Linked DNA regions of Mus musculus: region 1 is linked to region 2. The links are chromatin loops, found by intact Hi-C in ENCODE. Cell type or tissue: heart. All regions are shown on one strand. Links, peaks and the distances in the headings refer to the core of each region. The heading gives the core; the rest is flanking DNA.

The links. Hi-C counts contacts between places; a loop is a spot of excess contacts. Peaks named below come from ENCODE experiments on the same cell type or tissue, not always from the same donor. Only the 100,000 strongest peaks of a DNase experiment are listed, where the experiment ranks them.
Region 1: a loop joins it to region 2, with 2.1 times the contacts of the local background. A loop is called at or near these places in 3 of 42 quality-filtered maps.

Annotation. Positions count from the first base shown.
Region 1 is chr1:42,521,933-42,528,870 of GRCm38, reverse strand. No RefSeq gene overlaps it. Among named protein-coding and RNA genes, the nearest start is that of Gm46089, 48 kb to the left of the region's middle. In heart, for the core only: no CTCF peak of the experiment used is centred there; no DNase peak of the experiment used is centred there.
Region 2 is chr1:42,628,241-42,636,151 of GRCm38, reverse strand. It overlaps Gm30248 (a long non-coding RNA gene), which reads left to right. Exons shown (of 3, transcript XR_373380.2): 1 at 1-676; 2 at 5,800-6,503. Among named protein-coding and RNA genes, the nearest start is that of Gm30248, 7.5 kb to the left of the region's middle. In heart, for the core only: no CTCF peak of the experiment used is centred there; a DNase peak (open chromatin) is centred at 3,691.

The DNA of each region.
Region 1 (6,938 bases), core at 1,036-6,035, 110 kb after region 2:
GATGAGTTCACCTTCCACCACCCCCTGTTAATCACTTCAGTGTCTTCAGGGTTCACCTACGGGGCAACACAGGCCAGAATTTTTTTCTGAAAACTGAGTAACACCAGGAAGGGCTAGATCTTGATGTGGTGGTAGATATGCAGGCTGGGGATAGACGTGGGAACAGTTTGAGATTTCTCTAGGAGAAATGTCCTTTCTTGGAGGCTGTTATATGACACTGGAATTAGTTGGTCATTTTGTTGCTGTCTGAATTGAGATAGGTTCTGTCATCAGGAAACAACTCCACAGAACATATGAGCCACAGAAATGCAAAGAACGTAGGAGGTCCTTAAACTCTCATGGTCTTTGGACTAAATACTAGAGACTACAGTCTCTAGTACTGTCGAAATGCCAAGAACGTCCCAATGTCACGGCTTCTTCTGCCTCTAGCCTTTCACTGTGTGCCTGTTTTCTTGCTATTCAATAGGCACACATCTACTTTGAGACGGTATTGGTCAAAAGAGCAAACATTTATGGGATCATTAACCCAGTGAAAGGAAAGCAAATGTGACCTTCTGGGGCTAAGCCCACTGTCTAGGGTGTGAGTTTATGGAACATAAAGTCTTCCACAAGGGAATCTGGATCGTCTGGGTCTGGGCATGAATATAAACCTTCTGCAGGGATTCCCCCATCTCTCTCCATTGCTAATATCCAAGAAAAACAATGGTGTGTGTAGAACCCAATGAGATTAGACTAAAACCCAAAACAAACAAGGATTTTGATATCATTCTGTCCTGACTCATGTCTTGCATGTTTTAAATTCTCTTGGCCCCATAAACACATTACAGCTAATTATGGCTGAGGCTCAGTCGGCTTGCGACTGAGTACATAGTGGATTCCAAAGCTAGAAAGCTGAGCTTAACGTCCCCAGGTTGGCAAGGGCACAGTCCTTCTCAAGGGCCAGAAACCCTGGGGAGGTAGCCTGAGTAGTTGGCAGCCAAAAAACGGAGGAGGAGGCAAGAGAAACAGAAATCAATCATCAATCCCAGCAGCTAAGCCGCGTGGGTCTTTGGTTTTCCCGTGTTTTGTGCCTTTGTTGTAACAGCTGGAAGGCTGTACCCAGCTGTCCCAGTGGTTTCCAGCACTAATGTATCTGGGGATAACTCAACTCTTGGAAGCTTCACAAAAGAGATTGGTGAGCTCTCTGACATCACTGAGAACAATTCAAAGGTTTTCCTCTCCGGTTTTCTGTGTGACACACATTGGTTTTGAAAACTGAAACACAACAGCAAAGAATAGAAAAACCAGGCTGAGCACGCCATTTGGTGTGGAACTTATAGGCTGGAGTGGGCAACACTCACTGGGAAACAACAGGCCAGGGTTTAGGGCCTGTGGTACCTTTAGGAGCTCACAAAAGAGTTTTTAATTCTTTTAAAATCAGAAGAAGAGAAAAAGAACATTTCGGTCAGAAAAAGCATTTCTATGCATAGTGTCAAAATATTTGTTTTATGCCAACACTTGTAAAAACAACTATTTTCAATCTTTTGTTTGCTTTGATTTTTTACATATAGAAAAGGGTCTGTTGAGGCACAGTGCCTAGAGCCCATGAAGGGACTACTCATTGTTACTAAAACCCTGGTTTTAGAAACAGTTGTGGGGAATTAGGCTGGGTCCCCTTGTCATCTATACCTTGCATTTATTGGCAGAATGATAGAGAGCTGCAGGAACAAGAGAGATGGGTGTGACCACTGCTGTTTGAGAGCCACTTGCTGTGAACCCATGAATCTTCTTTCCACCTGGAGGTCAGTATTTCCTTCTTTCTCAGGTCTTTAGCCTGCACTGTGGAGAGACAGGTTCTAGTCCCAAGAAAGGAGCAGAGGGGCTCCAGGGCTCAAGGGAGCTGTAGTCAACACCACAAGGGGACTAGGGGAAGCTCTCTGCAGAGCTGGGACTGTCTTCAGCTGCTGGTATAGAGAAGGCCATTGGAGTCTGTCTTAGTCAGGGTCTCTATTCCTGGACAAAACATCATGACCAAGAAGCAAGTTGGGGAGGAAAGGGTTTATTCAGCTTACACTTCCACATTGCTGTTCATCACCAAGGAAGTCAGGACTGGAACTCAAGCAGGTCAGGAAGCAGGAGCTGATGCAGAGGCCATGGAGGGATGTTCCTTACTGGCTTGCTTTCCCTGGCTTGCTCAGCCTGCTCTTTTATAGAACCAAGACTACCAACCCAGAGATGGTCCCACCCACAAGGGGCCTTTCCCCCTTGACCACTAATTGAGAAAATGCCTTACAGTTGGATCTCATGGAGTCATTTTCTCAACTGAAGCTCCTTTCTCTGTGATAACTCCAGCTGTGTCAAGTTGACACAAAACTAGCCAGTACAGAGTCCAAAGTTCAGTAATGCAGAGGTGGTTACTCCTTTCTGTAATCCCATAATTTAAGAGGCTGAGACAAAAGAATCATCCATGAATTTGAGGTTAGCCTATGCTACAGAGTAAGACCTTGTATGGAAAAACAAAAAATCAACTAACTAAACTGATCAAATGTTACAAGGTAACTTATACAGAAAACACACTCCTTTTTCCCTTTCATTGAAAACAGATTTTCTTTTCCCCCTTTTATTAAAAATAGATTATTCTTTCAAACAATATATTCCGATTACAGTTTTCCCTTCTTCTTCATCTCCAGGTTCCTTCCCACCTCCTCTTACATCCATACCCACTTCTTTTCCGTTTCTCATTAGAAAAAGACAGACTTCTAAGAGATAACAACCGCATATAAAAAATAAAATAAAATGAAACAAACCCCATCACATTGATGTGGGACAAGGCAACACAGAAGAAGGAAAAGAGCCCCAAGAAAAGGCAGAAGAAGCAGAGACGCACTCACTCACACACTCAGGAGTCCCATTAAATACTAACCTGAAAGCTGGAATAGCTACACAGAGGACCTGAGATAGAACTCTGGGGGCCCTCTGCTTGCTGTTATCAGTCTTTGAGTTCATAGGAGCCTTGAGTGGTTGATTTAGAGGGATTTGTTCTCCTCATATCCTCTCCCCCTTCTGGTTTCCATATTCCTTCTGCCTCCTGTTCCCTGAGATCTGAGGGGAGGGATTTGATGGAGACATCCTATTTAGAGCTGACACACAGACTTTTAAAGCCAAATTAACATCTTTATTCAGCAGCCAGTGGATTACAAGGGGAACTTACCCAAACTGTGTAGCAAGCTTTAGCATTCTTGGCTTTTTATGCATAAACCCCATGGTGGCACATTTCAATTAGCAAGGGGAAACCCCAACCCGCCACGTACTCTAGCAGGCGGGCAATAGAGTGACTACATTCATAGCAACTCACCAAGGTGTGTGGACTGCTTCCTGACTATCTGCTAAGGATGCCAGGTCGTGTTTCTGCTGCTAGTAACATCATGCTGCTGCTGGCCTGCCCATCAGCTTGCACATGCACAGTAACCTGGAACACAGAGCTTGCCAAGACTTCTAAGATGGCAGGCACAGATTAAAAGATTCTAAGCTGCAGCCATGACAGTGCAGCGAAGCACTGGAAACTGCTGTAGTCCCTCTCTGGGTCTAACTGCATGCTCCCCATCTCTCCTCTTTGTCAAGCCAATGAGGTTCAGGAAGCTCTTGTCCAGGCCGTGCATCCGAAGCTGCCCTGCCTGCCTATGGCCTCTATTCATCAGTACTAGAAGCACTGAGAAGCCCTCTGTCTAGAATTCTCAACCTAGGCATGGCACCTTCTTCGGCCATTCCCTGGCTGCTCCTGACTGAGCCTTAACATGGGTCCCATCTAGGGCATAGCTGTTGTCACTGGCATTCGGTGCTAAGTGTTATCTGTCATCCCATAGATCTGACCATTTTCTGTCCATGACCCCTGAACTTGTATCCCCTGGGTGGGTAGTTTCTGTTCCATACTCAGCTTTTCATAACTGGTTTTAAAGGTTGGGCCTGAATCTCACCATTTTAGGATCTTAATGACTTGGTGCTACATAAATCATGAACGCAGTCTGGAAGGTTTGCTCCTTGGTGACCTATATGGGTGTGCTAATGAGCCAGGGACTCCTTTTCTAAGCAGACTCCTAGAGGGTTTTGGAATGCCTTGTGATTTTATAATTAAGGACCAGACATGCCCCTCGGGAAGACTCACAGAGGGAACAGGGAGCTTGGACTGGGGAGGCAGGCAGTCACATTTATACTTGTTTTCTGCATTTGCTTGTATGCCTGAGTGAGCCGGAAGAAAAGAACATTGCAATCTAGGGAACCTGTGACTGGCTGAAGTCACAAGCCGGTGGCTTGTGGGAGTGGAGATTAGAGCTTGGATTGTAGCCAGGTTGCTTTTCAGGGGCCTTTCTGCATGCTCTCTATGCATACATAACTGTATGACCAAAACCTAGACTGAGCTTTGGGAATTTAGCCTCCATTTCCGTCTAATTTTTAAGGAACATGGATTTTTTAAAAAAATTGTAGTTGTTGGAACTTTAGAGTTTTGTTAAGGCCTCTGAGCACATGCTGAAAGTGTTCCGAGTCTAGATTAGCAATATGGGGGGTCCCACTAGCTAGGATGGCATGTGGAGTTCCCTGAGCATAACTACAGGAGAAGAACATTCCAGAGTTAACAATAAAATAAAATAAAAAAAGAAGGGGGAAAAGATTGTCCTAACTGAAGATGTTTGGAGTCAATCTACCCTATAAAAACACAGTCAACACTCCTACACCTCCCCTGATCTCCGGAGGTATTCTCGTTTGTTTACTGCCAGAATAATATTTCCAAGAAATGAATTTCCTGAGACTTCTACTCAATGGAGGAACACTTGCCTTTAGAGTTCCTGCAGCAAGTTAGGATGGGTCAGTGCAGTTTAACAGGCATACTTGAAAGGGAAACCCTGATAAAAAGCAGGACTGAAGTTTTCTCCCATGTAATTTCACCTCTTTGTAGTCTGAGAAGATGCTCATGCTAAAAAATGACCTTTCAAAATATCTGATGCAGAATATGAAACACAGAAAGGAAACACGTAGATGTAACCACCAAAGAATGAGCACATAATTGTATCTATTCCTTTTGATAGAAATACATTCATACATAGCTCACTAAATTTTCAAACAATTTTAGTTTTGTGTGCTTGGGGAGTGCTCTCGTACACACAATAGCCATATACACTTTGGAAAGCAGTTTTTAAATTGTGATGCAATCTCCATTTAATGATGTACTTACTTTTATTACTTTTTGATTAGGTGTAGGTGTGTGGGTATGCACATGCCAGTGTAGATTTCTGGAATATCGAGAAGAGAGTATTAGATAGGTCACTTGTAACTGCAGTTATAGGCTGCTGTGTACTGTCTCCCATGGGCTCTGGGAACCCCTGATAAACTTATTGTAACCCTAGATATTCAAGGAGCAAGCACCCTGTACTTTATTCAGGATGCAAGTATAAAAATTGGTTTTCATACTGGGGGCATTTAAAATCCAGCACAAAATACTTTTATGTGACCATATTCCTATTTATTCATCTGGGATATTTCAAATGTCAGGAGCAAATTTCCAGGCAAACTAAAAGACAGTTTCTGATGAGTATTCAGGCAGTTAGTCTTGAATTTACATTATCCACTTGATATCTCTGCTGTGTTAGTAGTTACTCACGAGACAGCTGAAAGGGATAATATTAAAATAGATTAGGTGATTGTATTCAGTGCCTATAAAAAGCTATAATCTAAAGGCCTGGAAAGTTTATTTCTATAACTACTAAAATGTAAATGGACATTCAAATGTAGCATTTATATTTTTAGCGAAACATGGCTTTTATCACATATAAACAAACAAGCAATCCAAGATTGTCAAAGAAGTTGTTAGAAGTAGAAAATGACTAATTAAAATAAGAAATACCGGTCTTATTACCCAGCAATGGTCTGGAACTGAATTGAATGCTGTTTGATTTAGGAATTATAGCAATTCATATCTTAAGGGCTCTGGAGTCTTCATCAAACCATGGAAAATGTGATACTTTAACTATGGAGACCGCGTACAGAGATATAAGTGCAGGCATATTCTAACCAGAGAGTCTCCGTGGCTGAGCAGGCTCTTTCTTCGGCACTTCCTCTGGGATTTGCTTAGTTCAGTGTAACCTTCCTTCAACACCCACTTTTCAGCCTTCTGAATTGTCAGCAGACTTTTCTGTTTTCGAAAATCATCCAAGTTTTGATGTGGAGGACGGTGGCTAGAAATGATAGAATCCGGGCCATAGGGCAGCTCTTACAGTTGGTTTTAATGTCAACTTGTCACAAATTAGAGGCACCCAAGGATGGAGCCACCCCTGAAAATCTGTCCTGATTGCTTTGATTGACATGGAAAAACCCAGCCCCACTATGGGCAGCACCGTCAGGTAAGAGTCCAGATGAGCAAGGAGCGGCTGAAGAGCATCCTTTGATGCTTGGCCTTCCTTCCTGACTTCCAGATTTCTCTGGTTGCTGCTGCTGTTTCTGATTCCTTCACTGATAGCTGAGCCAGTCCTAAGTTTTTATCCTGGAATAGGAACAAGTGGATCTTCAGAAAACCTCCTGACTTCCAGCTTCTAATGCTAGATTGGGACTGCCAAGGCTCAGGCTTTGTGGACTGAGCAACTAGCAGTTATTACCCCCCCCTCCCCCTATGCCAAGTGAGAAACAGACACTGTGGAACTACTCTGACTGTGGAGGCCCTAAGTCTCAAGGACTGACTAACTACTGGGTTAACTCTTAGGAGTGATTCTCCTGTTATTACTATTTTTAAGTTGATTTAATAAATTCCTTAACAGCACACACACACACACACACACACACACACACACACACACATACAGGCACAAACACACATATTCACACACACACACACACATACAGACACAAACACACACATAATACACTCACACACATATATTCATACACACATACATGCACACACATACATACAA
Region 2 (7,911 bases), core at 1,144-6,143:
AATTACTTGTTTTGCTTGTTTATGGAGATAGAGTCTTGTGATGTGTTCTAGCTTCACTCGAACTCATGATCTTCCTGCCTCAGCTTTTCGAGTGCAAGGATTATAGGAATGCACCATATATTAGGACCAACTACTCATTGGTAAGTCATTGGTAGTCCATCATCCTTATACATAAGAGAACCTTTTCCATGCACTGTGTGACAGGGATACCCATGGCTTATTCAGCTTCTCTAATCCTCAGCTACATGGTAGCACTTGGAGGTTAGTGACCTCAATGTGCACAGCCCAGGTCAACAAGCTCTTACAGCCTGCAGCCTGTTACTTTGGCACTGGAGCGCTCCCGAGGCCATGCATAGCCACCACTTCTTCCACTTGAATGCTCCTTATCATTCCTTTGGGAATAAAGATCAAGCTATCATCTCCAGGACCCTGTCTGGTTTGTCGCTTTGATAAACAGAAACCTTCCTTTTACTTTGGAAGAGACATATTTACACATTGGCAAGGTTGTCTATGTCTTTTGTTCTCCGAGAGATTTTTCCAGAACTCTTTTGTGGCCAGTCTTCACTGGCCTGAGTCTCTTCCAGGTGAGCCAAACAACACCTTTCCCTTCTCTGCATTGAACTTCACGGCACAGCACAGCACAGCACAGCACAGGGGAGCATATTTTGGACCAGAGGTATGTAGTTTATTACGTCTTCTATTTTGAAAACAGATTTTGAAGACTGAGGTGGTCTGGAGCATGCCCCAGGTTTGCCGGCGGTATATATACATCCCAGTCTCCCGCTGGAAGCCCCAGATGGATGCCATCCGGCCAAGGGGCTTTGTTCCTCTGCTCAAGTTTTCCAGGTCGCTCCATGACTTCCCCCCTGGAGAATTCAGGCTGTGTGAAGGCCATACTAGAGTTTCCTGTGCAAAAAGCTCTTGAAATGTGGAAGTCTCCGCTCCTCTTGATGATAAAAGTGATGCGGAAAGGGGGAAAAAACCCCAGCTCAGTTACCTGATGGTGCTTATTAGTGAGTTCTGCCCTGAGCTGGTGCTGAGAGATTTCATGTGGATACAATCCCACTGTGGGGGGAGCTGGTCAGCAGAAGCCACTGAGTGGACAGCCTTCACTTGGAGGGTATTTTTCTCTGTAATAGATGAAATGAGGGCTAATAGATCTCATTTCATAACAGAATCAAGATTCATTCAGTTTAAGTTTAAGTCTAAAATTCTCAGCTTATTGCAGCCTATTTAGAGAGAGAGAGAGAGAGAGAGAGAGAGAGAGAGAGAGAGAGAAAGAAAACATGCCAGCCTGGAGAAGAAATATCCTCAGGAAACCAGCCTGGAGGAAGAGAGACGAAAGCATGAATGAGCCATTTAGCTTTTCTTGGAAAATGGCATAATTCTCAGATGAACGGAAGGCCAAGCATTCCCCACATTTTTATTTTTTATTTTTTTGTCAGACATGTTTGCCAGTCCACAAGGTACTAGAACCCCAACCAGGGAACATGGACTGACTCCAGTTTCAGTAATTCAGGTGTTTGTGGCATAGAATAAACACCACCCAAGAAGGGAATATCCTGAGTTACCAGAAGTTTCAGTGTGTTATATAATACTAGCCACATTTCAACTTTTTCTACAGAAAGAGGTAAGTTAGCCATGAATGGCTAACATATAAGCAGAACATTTTACTAGTTAAAAAAAAAAGTGGAATCTGCCAATGTTTGGAACTAATCTTTCGAATAATTTGTTTTTCTAAGGTCATGTAGAGCTGATTTTAATCCATTTCAATAAATCAAAGAGTGTATGTTGAGTGCATATAGTAAAGCCCCATTGGGTGAGATGTTAGCAGCTGCCAGAACTATCTGCTATGGGAGGAGGTCATAGCATAATCAGCAAGAGAAATGCTCCTGAGATGGGGAACACCATACAACATCATAAACAAAGAGAATCAAGCACAGGATAAGAATGGAGAGAGATCATGGGTTGCTGGGAAGAGACTTTAGGCAACAGTGGCATTTAAGAGCCCAGAGAACTCTAACTCTTCAGGATGAGGAGATGGGAGGTTGAACAAGGACACAAAGAACATAGTGAAACAAAAATAATCTAAATAATTTTGTCAAGTGTTTCTTCATAACAAATAAACAACAAACAAACAAACATTCCTTAGCACTTCACATGAACTTGTGAATTTAATTCGAATAGTTATAATATAATTAAGATATGGTAGCTACTACTTGAAAGGTGATCAAGTTAAGTCCTAGGAATGTTAAGTACTTTGGTCAAGAACTCATGCAAAGAAACCCATAAGCTGGGACTCTCTTGGGATCGAGGAAGAAGTCTGTACAGCTGTGTCCCTCATTGTACTCAATTGCTCTTCTCATATTCCTCTTAAACACTCTTAAACAGTGAAACATGAGCCCAAGTATGTGGACAACTCTGCATAGCTTCAATGACACAGTTCCTCCTGGACCTTTGCTTACTCCTCCAATGGAATGGTACTTAGTTGTGCTGGCATCCCCACTGGACCAAACAATGTCCTGCAGCTTCAAGAGCTACTCCAGAGGAAGCCTGGATCTCTTCATTACCACCTAAAACAAAGCATCATGATACCCTGCACTGACCAATAATACCACAGTATTGTGTAATAGAAGAACTGATTTCATCCTGTGAATGGATGAATTTCAAGTCTTGGTCAATATATGACCTTATATTTGACCTTGAAGAATCTAGAACGTTCTCAGACTGACAAGTTAATATTGTCTTCAATCACATGTATTGAACAAATGTAGTATGAGTGCTACTCAACAGACTTCAATAGTGTGTCTTCTTCCCTTTTTACATCATTCCATAGACACAAATCATAGATTCTGTTCCTGCTCCATGCTAAATACTGGAAATGCCAGCAAAAGAAACATGAATTTATCTTCTAATGGCATGATCAGATAATGTCACTGTGAGTTGGCATTTTAGCTGAGCCCAAAGTAAAGAGAAGAAACAAAGCATACAAGAGGTGGCATGCCATTTCAAGTCCAGAGACAAGTCTAGGTATATGTAGAATCCCTGGAAAGAAAAAAATTCCTGGACACAAGGAATGGAAAGCAAGAAGAAGGCAAAGAGACACTGTATAGGAGACAGGACTTATTCTTCATTAGACATGAAGTTACTTGTAGTGTGTAGTTTCTACTACTCCACTTTCAAGATCTGGGCAGATGGCATTACCAATCACCACCCTGGTTCCCTTAGATCTGTGGATGAAACACACACACAGACACACACACAGACACACACACACACACACACACACACACACACAGACACACACACAGACACACACACACACACACACACACACACACAGACACACACACACACAGACACACACACAGACACACACACACACAGACACACACACAGACACACACACACAGACAAACACACACACAAACACACACACACACACACACACACACACACACACACACACACACACACAAGCTTATTTTTAATATGCTTTTTAGTTCAATGGCCAGGCACTTCTAAACCTCTTGTGGCTAACATGCCCTTGCCTTCACTCCCAGCTCAATACCTCTAAATCTGCCCTCAACTTGTTGCCTGGTTATCTTCTCCTTGTTCAGCACCCTAAATTTGTCCTCAGCTTACTTGTGCTCCTAATCTCCTGCCTGCTAGCTACTCTAGTACCAGTCAGGCAAGCAGCCAATGGCCACTCCACCTGAGATCTCCCATGACTGGTGGCTCTCTCTCCCTCTGAAGCATGGTGAATTTTCTTTTCCTCTGGTGTCTCCTAGCCTGTCTGTGGAAATCTGGAAGCCCTGCATCTTCCTCCCAGCCATTGGCTGCTAACATCTTGCTTCATCAAGCAAGAACCAATTGGGGAACAGGACCTTCAGCTCTCATGCGCAGATTCCCGATCAAAGCATCAGAATGACTCCCTACAGTTACTGAACAATTTTAAGCCAGACTTGTGGTAGAAGAAGGATAGGTCGCTTGAATGTCTAAATATATTTACCGCTTTGTGGACAAATCCCATGACAAGATATGTGTGTGCAGTTGCTCCTGGTAAGGTGCACTGGCTCTTGTAGTTTGAATGTGAATGTATCCTGCAGGTTCTGTGGTTGAATAATTGGGTCTTCGTCTTGTGGTGCCATTTGAGAAAGTTAGAACTTTTAGGCAGTGGAACCCTGCCCAGAAGGAGGAAGTGCGTCAATATAGGTGGGGCTTGGAGCGTTTAAAGCTTGTTCCCACTTCCTCATTGCTTTCTGTTGCTGGATTGACGATGCAATGTGAGCCAATGGCCTTGATCTAGTTGCCAGGCCATGATGGACTAGTGTCTACCCTGGAACATATAAGGCATAGAAAACCCATTCTCTTTTAAATTACCTGTGCGAGGGCATTTTGCCACAATAACAGAAATGAGACTTTACAAAGAAAGCTTTTGCAGGTTGAAAACGTTGTAAGCAAAATCAAGGAAGAATTTCTGTAGCCATATATTTAAACTTGTCCATAGTTATAAGCAGAAGCTGATTTTCTTAAAGGTTCCATTGGAAGAAAGGATTCTTAAGCAGCATGCTGTCCCAATTCCAAATGGCTGGAGGTGCTGCTTAGGAGCTCAGGGTGATGTCACCTTCAGTGTGCTTGCTTCCGTGGTGTGGGCCAGGCTGATGAAAGAGTTTCCCTAGAGGTGCTGAGCCTTGCTGCTGCTTCTGAGTGATGTGAGAGTTGTTGCCATGGGGATTAGAAAGCTCCTAAGGGGCCTGGACTTTGAAAGTTCTTCTAAGTTTAGAGACAGTAAAGAAGTGGAAATACTGAAATTTAAAATTAAATAGTTAAGCACACTGCAATATATGCTTAATGATAACATATATTTAAATTAAACATAATCAAAACAAATACTTTAAATTACAAATCAAACCTTCCCAGATCATTAAAGCTGCCTATTTTTTACAGGCAACTGAAACCTATATTTAAGAGCTTCCATTTTCTTCAAATATTAATTGAATTTTCTTTCAAAGCTACGGATGGAACCCAGGGTCTCAGTCACGTATGTAGTCAAGAACTTTACTATGGAACTTGAACCCCAAAGAATTAATTTTAAGGCAAATATTACTTCTGATAAGGCCAATATTTCTGGCTCAGAAGTTAAGAGGACTAGCTGCTCTTTCATGAGGACCAGAGCTTAGATCCCTGCACCCATGTTAAGAAGATTACAGACACATATAACCACAGCTCAGAGGGATCTAATGTACTCTGTGCCTTCTGTGGGCACCTTCATACACATGTGCTCACACACTTGCCCAGACACATGCACACTATATAAAGAAAATTAAATTAAAATCAAGAAGCAGTAGTATATCTCTTTTGACATGATTATCAACAGGGAAGGAGCTAGTTCCATCTCCAGGTTCAGAGTGTGATGCAGTCAGTCCTGGGCCCTTCATTCTCAGCTTGTTAATGCCCTCTGAAATAGAAAATTGATTTTTTTTTTTTTATTAAAAACCAGAGAAGTGATGTCAGGGTCTGAATTCATTCCAGTCAAGTCTATTTAGAGCAGTGGTTCTCAACCTTCTTAATGTTGCAAACTTTTAATACAGTTCCTCATGCTTTAGTGACCCCCCCCCCTTAATCATAAAATTATTTTGTTGCTACTTTATAACTGTGATTTTGCTACGGTTATGAATTTTAATGCAAATCTTGGTTGTCTTTGATGGTGTTAGGCGACCCCTGTGAAAGGGTCGAGACCCACAGGTTGAGAACCACTGATTTAGAGCCTTCTTTGTTTTTGTTTTTCTAATCTAGGAAACCTGAAAGAACAGAGGTCCACTGTCAGCATTTGCACAGGAGGAAGTATTTCGAAGCCCCCATCACCTCGTCTGGCCTTATAGACCTGCTGATGAGGAAGGCCTTCTGCTCCCCTCCCCCAACCCTCTCCTCTTTCCATCTCTTGCCTAAAGGCTGCTCCGTTTGGGGGACTGTGCCCAAGGTGCTGCATGGTCGACCGACCGACCCCAGAGAAAGGCAGGCATCATCATCTCAGCTGCTCCCTCTGCTCTAAGGACCGGGGACTAGGAACATTCTGGCAAGAGAAGGGAGGGGGGGCCAAGCTTGGAGTCACACATGGCTGCATTTCGTATGGCAAGGCTTTCTTGTTTGTGCTTTCTTCCTATGGAAAAAAAAAAGGCTCTGGAAGGGGCCTGGGGAGCCAGATCAAATGTTCAAATGTACTGGCAGGGAGCCAAGGCTCAACTTCTCTGCCAGGAACTCCACGTTCTCAAGTCTTCACTGCTGTTGAAACTGATCGGGAAGGTTAATGAGATTAATATGGCCAAACACTGTGGGCTTCTGGGAAGCAAACAGCCAGGTAGGGAGGCCCAGTGTTGGACCAAGGTGGCTGGAAATAAGGTATACAACCCACTCCTAGAAAAGCTTGAGTGTTTTTACCGGACAATCCCTGTGCCGGGGCTGGCGAGGGAAGCGCACAGAACTCTACGTCATTGCTGAGGGTGAGTGAGTGACCTGGTCGGTTTTCATCTCACCAGCTCTGCCTAGCACTTGCCACCTATGTAGTTCCCCTAGTGACTTTTTTTTTTTTTTTTGCAAAAGAGTTTGAGTGTTTCATGAAAAATGGTGAAATAACACAGCCATGGGGGGGGGGGGAATCCAACTGGGCATGGGACAGAAAGTTGAAATGTCTCTATTGCGGGGACATGCCTTGAATAGATTTTTGAGCAAAGAGGAGAAGAGAGTTTTCTCTCTCTCTCTCTCTCTCTCTCTCTCTCTCTCTCTCTCTCTCTCTCCCTCTCTCTCTCTCTGTATTTATGAATATTTAAAAATGATATATAAGTGGAAGGACATGAAGGAAGAAGAAGTTTGGGTAAATCTATAAAACCGCCACAATTTATGAAGAGTTTAAAAGGCAATTTCTTTTAAAGGGGCAAATTCCTAATTTCCCACATAAAAGTATGGGAATTGAATGGTAAATCCTTCTCCACCGACAAGCCCTCTGAAAGAGGCATGAAAAAGAGTTACTGTTCCCGTCCATTCATGCCTCCTGAAAGCCATGGATGTGACACTCACTGCCCCGGAGCACGCAGCCTGTGGTTTCAAAGCTGCCGGGTGACTTCTCAGAAATGATCTATTGTGGCGCTTTGTTTCGTCCGGGTCACCCTCGTTTTGTTCTGCGAGGGCTGTGTTACTCTTCTGCCATTAATCCACCCTGTCTTCTCTTCTCTATTCAGAGGCACATTTCACTCCTCATCGTGCCCAGAGCGGGGATGAAGTGTCTGAGAAAGGCCTAGTGCTCTGCATGGCAGAGAGGGAGAGAGAGAGGGAGAGAGAGAGAGAGAGAGAGAGAGAGAGAGAGAGAGGAAGAAAGGAAGGGAAGCCATTTGAGGAGTAGCCAGGGTGGAAAAGGGAGTATTGGGTGGTGGCTTCATCCACTCAAGTGGACTCCAGGGACTCAGCTACACAGCTTTTGCATCTCTGGGGAAGGGGCATCCTGACACAGATCTCATGGGAGATTGTCCTTATTTTTCATCTTTGGCTTGATCTGCTCACTCATAGTTTGACAAATACAGACTACATGTAGCTCAAGGGTTGGCAGGCTGGAATGGACTGCAAAAAAGATACAATTATTTCCAAAGGAAAAAGATTAAGAAGAAAAATTAAACCTCAAACCTGCCATTTGGTTAGTATCTCAGATCGTGTTTGCATCCCTCCCATCTCATTGGAAACCCCCTTTTATCTGATTTTATCCAAAAATTACTTTCTTACACCCACCTTCTGGGTCACTTACTTTTAATATAGTTGGCAGGGACTATCCAGAGGTCTCCAAGGATCCCATGATAACTTTGTTAAACCATGCCAATTATCAGTGGATCTGATGTCTCTCCTTTGTACTCCATGCACAGG